Regions from separate parts of the Homo sapiens genome. Here region 1 is linked to region 2. Evidence: chromatin loops called from intact Hi-C (ENCODE). Cell type or tissue: CD4-positive, alpha-beta T cell. All regions are shown on one strand. Links, peaks and the distances in the headings refer to the core of each region. The heading gives the core; the rest is flanking DNA.

Evidence for each region. Hi-C counts contacts between places; a loop is a spot of excess contacts. Peaks named below come from ENCODE experiments on the same cell type or tissue, not always from the same donor. Only the 100,000 strongest peaks of a DNase experiment are listed, where the experiment ranks them.
Region 1: it touches region 2 in a loop (2.4-fold over the local background); 2 of 110 quality-filtered maps call a loop at or near these places.

Annotation. Positions count from the first base shown.
Region 1 is chr12:116,122,000-116,124,919 of GRCh38, forward strand. All of the region lies in intron 2 of MED13L (mediator complex subunit 13L), which reads right to left. Among named protein-coding and RNA genes, the nearest start is that of MIR620, 25 kb to the right of the region's middle. In CD4-positive, alpha-beta T cell, for the core only: no CTCF peak of the experiment used is centred there; a DNase peak (open chromatin) is centred at 1,612.
Region 2 is chr12:116,266,195-116,269,114 of GRCh38, forward strand. The region is part of intron 1 of MED13L (mediator complex subunit 13L); the gene reads right to left. Among named protein-coding and RNA genes, the nearest start is that of MED13L, 10 kb to the right of the region's middle. In CD4-positive, alpha-beta T cell, for the core only: no CTCF peak of the experiment used is centred there; no DNase peak of the experiment used is centred there.

The DNA.
Region 1 (2,920 bases), core at 260-2,759, 140 kb before region 2:
ACGGCTAAAGATAGCATAGCTCTGAATCCAAGGTTTATCATTTGCCCACTGCCTTTGTTTTCAATTTCTACCTCAAACATATAAAACGCATCGTAGTGTTTAAAAAAAAAAATCTTCTGAATTATTAAATCTACTTCCAAAAACTACACTAATCAGATATTACAACAAGGAAACATGTATCCACTTAATCTAACTGCAGCAAATGAAGGATACCAAGATAAATAAACGATTTTGAAGTATCTGCTTTCTTAAAAACTGACTTACCAAAGAAACTCAGTAACAAAGGAGCACAATGCTACATTAATTATGAAATATAGCACTTCACACATAAAAAAATCCAATGACTTACAACACTACACCACCACTGACTGATCAATTTATGCTGCCATCAGTTGCCTGGTAGAATCTATATTTGAAGTCATTAATAACTAAATGGACTTATTACTTATATCAACTTCAACCTATTTAGAGCTCTGATTTCTTGAATTGCTCATGAGTGTAAAATATTCAGTATCACTTAACAAATCTATGTTGGAAATGGATTGTAACCTTCCCGATGTCAATTCATCAAACAAATAAGAATCATGGATAGAAGATACATACTAAAACGTTCCATTTATTTCAAACTATTTGCAACCTTAAGTGATTACAAATATTGATAATATTTGGCAGACAGAAGCACAATTGCGATTCAAAATTTTAACAGTGTACTATCTTCCTAAGGAATCAGCATGGGTTCTCTGCCAGTTGCAGGATAACCAGAATTTTAATGACAGTTTCTACACAGCATTGTAGCAGTTGAGACACGACCCAAGTTAGCATTTCAATGGATCACAAGACTCCCTGTAAAGCCAGCAAACTTTAAATTGAAGGAAACCATAAAACTAAATTTCGAGATAAACTGTACAAGGCCTTCAAAAGACAACTGCTACAGAAAACAGGCTGCAATGTTACTTTAATAGCTGCACACTGAAAAAGAAATCTTGCACAATGGCTGTTATTGACTTCTCAAAACCAAATTTGTCCCCATTTGCTACTTCTTCCAAATATTTTTTAAAATGATTACCATTTTTAACCTTTAAAATGATTAACATGCTCTTAATATGCTCTAGAATGCATAAACAAGGGTCCAGAAGGATTAAAATTAACAGTTATCTCTGCTAGAATAATGATTGTTTTCTCCTTTACCTCTTTGAGTATTTTCCAGATTTCATGACAGGCATTACTTTTATAAGCTTACATCATATTTGAAATAAATTTTTAAAATAAGGATCCTATATTAAACAAGGCTGTATGTTCAGAAATTACAAGGAAAACCAATATTTTTAAAACAGGAATCATCACAAGATAAATTTTGAGACGGAAAAGCAGACATGTGATTCAGTTAGAACATATACATTTAAATTCATCATTGCTACAAATAAACATTTTATAAACTTCCTCTAGGACAATGATTTTAATAAAGATGAGTCAACTACTGATTTCAACATTAGCACAATTGAGAAGTAAAAATTTAAAATATTTCCTTCCACTCTTCAGACACAAACTAATTTGAATAAAAAACACACGCACATGCACACACACGTGCACACAGAAGCTTGCTACTAAAATTCTGACAGGGCAAGTCCCCAAATTGCCTTTTACACTAAAGCTCAAACAGTTGTCTGTCACTGCTATTACTATGAGTAATCCTTGCAGCTGTAACTGTTTGAAATGCAGCTGTCTCGTTGGCATTCTCTCCCCACCCCCAGCCATGCAGCATTTCTGTTCTTGCTACAATAATCTTAAAGAGCATTTTACAGGAGGCTTAGCCCTGGCTGAGGGCACTCTACGGCGTGACCGAGAGAACATGGAAACACGATTCATTAGACACGCCTGGAGTGATAACAATGGTGCTGCTTCTTACTGCCTTTCATTTCGTACATCAGGCTGAGACTAATGCATTCTCGTTACACAACAAGCACATTTATAGACAGGGGAAAACTGTAATCACCTTTGATTAAGAGACAGCATATTTTTCCTATATGAGCTGCCAGCCATACTGACATAGTAATTATTTTTTAACTGACAGGTTAAAATAGCAAATGTAGCAAAAATAACATCTGCAGAGAGAGAGAGAAAGACGAGAGAGAGAGAGAGAGAGAGAGAGAGACAGAGACAGAGAGAGACAGAGAGAGACAGAGAGAGACAGAGACTGACTGACTACTGTGAAGACTTGGTGCACAAAGGTTTCTTTAGACCAAACTCAGTGCCATCTCCTTGAGACCTGATGGGTACCTTGGCTTTTATTTCAGCTTGACAGTCTATGGCAAATATTGCAGAAAGACTCTTACAGAAATTCATTCTATAAATCCAATTTTTTGGAGGCAGAAATTACAAAATTATTTTTGTCACTGAAACAGTAATGACTATTGGTCTACCTTCTTTCCACTTCTTTCACTATAGGACTAGAAAATTCAACAGTAGTATCCTTTTTTCCATTATCTTACAACAAAATAATTTGTTCTCTTCACTTTGTTATCTACTTTTACTAGATAATAATTTGTTTTCCTTAATATAAAATGCTACTCCAAGACAGAAAAAAAACTGCTTTCTACTATACCACAGTTTATAAAATGTAACTTTGGTTAAAAACAAGAATGTAGAATAATTAGATCAGTCTATCATTTCACTTAACGCCCATCAATCCCTGCACCTGGTGAAGGTTTTAACTGTAAATATAAAGGCCCTAATTTAAATTAGAAAAAAGTCATAAGCCACATTATACTGACAACATATAAAGTCAGTTTTCTTAAGGAATTTTAAAAAGTGAACCACCTTTCCATACACACAAATGCAATCTTCTGTTGGTTTACACATGTGTGTTGCTGGGTTGTAGTTTATAGAGAATTTGGTAGTTGACAGGAAAAAAATATTTGTC
Region 2 (2,920 bases), core at 282-2,781:
TTTTCATCCCATTGGATCTCAGAAGTCCTCATTTAGCAAACGTAATAGCCAGCAGAAAGCTTGTCTCCAGGGCTGAGTGAAGGAGGAGAGGAAAGAGAAGGGAAGTGCTAAAATGCAAAGAAATACAGAATCTTTTCCTGATGACATCACAGAACCTGCCACTAGTATCAGCAAAGAGAAAGCAGCAGTGGGTGCCCACAAGCAGGGAAAGGAAAACCTGCCTTCAAAACTGCTGCTCTTCCCACAGGGAGCCATCCTCACCTCTCCACACTCTTCCACACAGCAATCCTCTCCTTGGCCTAGAAGAGGAGCTATAGCTCCCGCTCTGACTGCCAGGACTATAAGTCAGAGAAAAGGTGCTCCTGACACCCTACATGAGAACACTAAGCATAAGTTTATTCCCACAAAAATGCTGCTATAAATAGCATTTGAGTTTTATAATAGACCTAATTAAGTACAATATACAAGGTAAATAGGCTAACCATCATTTGTAGCAAGAGATGGGAGTTTTTTTGTGAAAACAAACTTACAAATTAACTTTTTCTAGTATTTTAGAACACAGGAGACCACCTACATGTAAAATTCTAAACCTCTAGATACAACTTAAGACACTATTCATATTCAACATGACTAATACAAACGCTACAGATTCGTGGGAGGGCTTTCCTTCCTTCAACAAGCCTAAACAATATTTTTAGATACTGCCACATTATTAAACAGAAAATAGAAATTAGCCAGTAGCTGAGTTCTCTCTGTTCAAAACACAGTAAGGGTTGTGACATGTGTGTCAAACTAAAACATGATTTAGTCTTTAAGAAGAAAAATATATTTATTAAGTACTATTCCTGACATTCCCTGAGACAAATCTCAAAGTGTTAATAGAACTGCTATTTAAAGTTCAAAGAGCACTCCAGAACTGCCAAGGAATTAATAGCTTAAACTACCAAATAAGAGCCACGGTTCAATTCCCAATCTCAGCCAGCTATAGCTCAGAGTTGGTACAGCAAAATCACCCAGCGCATTAAAGGCACACCATGCAACTGTGAATCATATATGGTTGTAACGAAAAACTGTTAAAAACTAAAAATGAATTTCAAGTTTTTCTTCTCAATCTTGGCTTATTTACGAGGAAAGACACAAGAACAATTTAATCCTCTGCTCCCTAGAAAAAAATACAAACACAACATAAATGCTATACTTAAAACAAGTCATTTTACCATTCCAATCTCCTGGTTAACTGCCTCGGGCTACTCTATAACTTTAGTTGTAATTTACTAAAGGTCTCTTCCTACTAAAGAACATCATCTAGTCATCCAAAGCGCTTTCCTTAAAAGGTACTCAAAATGATTTTTCACGCCTCCTGCCCTCCAACACCAAGTTTACAGGAGAAACTGAGGCACAGAACTATTACGTGATCATACTAGTAAAAATGTTTAATACAACTCAAGTTTCCCTACTACCAGGTTATTTCCCATTTTACTGGGCTCATAGAAAACAATCTTTTGAATGTTGAACAAAAGCACTGCTATACAGCTTAAAGAATGAAAGTAAAGGAATTCTGGATCAAGCCCCCAAACAAAATCCCCAGAAGGCTCAAAAATCTATAGGTTGCCTACTATGCTACAGAAAATCTAAACACTAAATGAATTCTTATTCCTTTGAGGAGTAAGAACATGTCTCATGATCAGTTGGAATTGTCTTTAATAAGGAAATTCTAGAATTCATCTAAAATATTACCAAGCCACAGTACATACAGTCTAGATAAAATATATTCAGAACACAGAGTTAATCATCAAAATAAGCTGAAATAAAAACAGCATACTTGTGATCAAGACCCAAATGGTCAATAAGAGCTCCCTTGAGGAATGGAGAATAATCGTCCAGGAATTCCATCACTTAACAGATAGTTAATGAGCACCTAGCAAAGATGATTTCAACAGGGTCACTCTCCTGCAGAAGCTCATCTGATGATCAGAGGTACACAGAGGGAGGTAGGGGGTAACTAGTTCTGCCTGTGGTGGTCAGAGGAGGTAACATTTGAACTTCTTAAGTAGCATTGTGCCAGGCTTACATGCAGGCACAAATACTAGGAGCTAGTTCCAAATGTTCCAGTTAGATATATGTATGTTTTTCCTTATTTCTCTTTAGGGCATGAAAATTCAATAGTCAGAATTGTCAACATAAAATGTTTTTTGTCAAACCAATTATACTCTTCTGAATACCTTATTAGTGCTCATATTAAGTTCAGATAAATTTAATCATCCTTCTTAATAATATTGAAATGAGGAAGCCTCCTGTATTATACTCAAAAATACTTCCTCATACTCACACCTGTAATCCCAGTACTTTGGGAGGCCAAGGCAGGAGGATCATTTGAGGCCAGGAGTTTGAAACCGCCTGAGCAACATAGTGAGACCCTATCTCCCCTCCTCCCAGCAAAAAAAAAAAAACACTTCTTCATAAATTTGTCAAATGTTTTTTAAGGGAGAAGAAAAGATCACAATAATTCTTATTCAGTTTAATATCCTTTTAGATTACCAATTTTTGAAATTTCTACTCCCCACCATAAAACTTGTTTACAATTACATATTTTATTTGAAACAAGTCTGTCACTCCAATTTAATTTTAATATCAAATGTCTTAAATACATTCAACTCAGTGACTTAATACAAATTAAGAATTATTAAGTAAAAAGATCTAATGAAGACTTAAATATTTTCCTGCTTTATCTTCTCCTATCAATTTTTTTTCCCCATCAACTTTTATTTTAAGTTCTGGGGTACATGTGCAGGTTTTGTTACATAGGTAAACATGTGCCATGGTGACTCGCTGCACAGATTAACCCATCACCTAGGTTTTTTGGTTGTTTTTGTTTTGTTTTGTTTGAGACAGTCTCGTTCTGTCATCAGGCTGGAGTGCA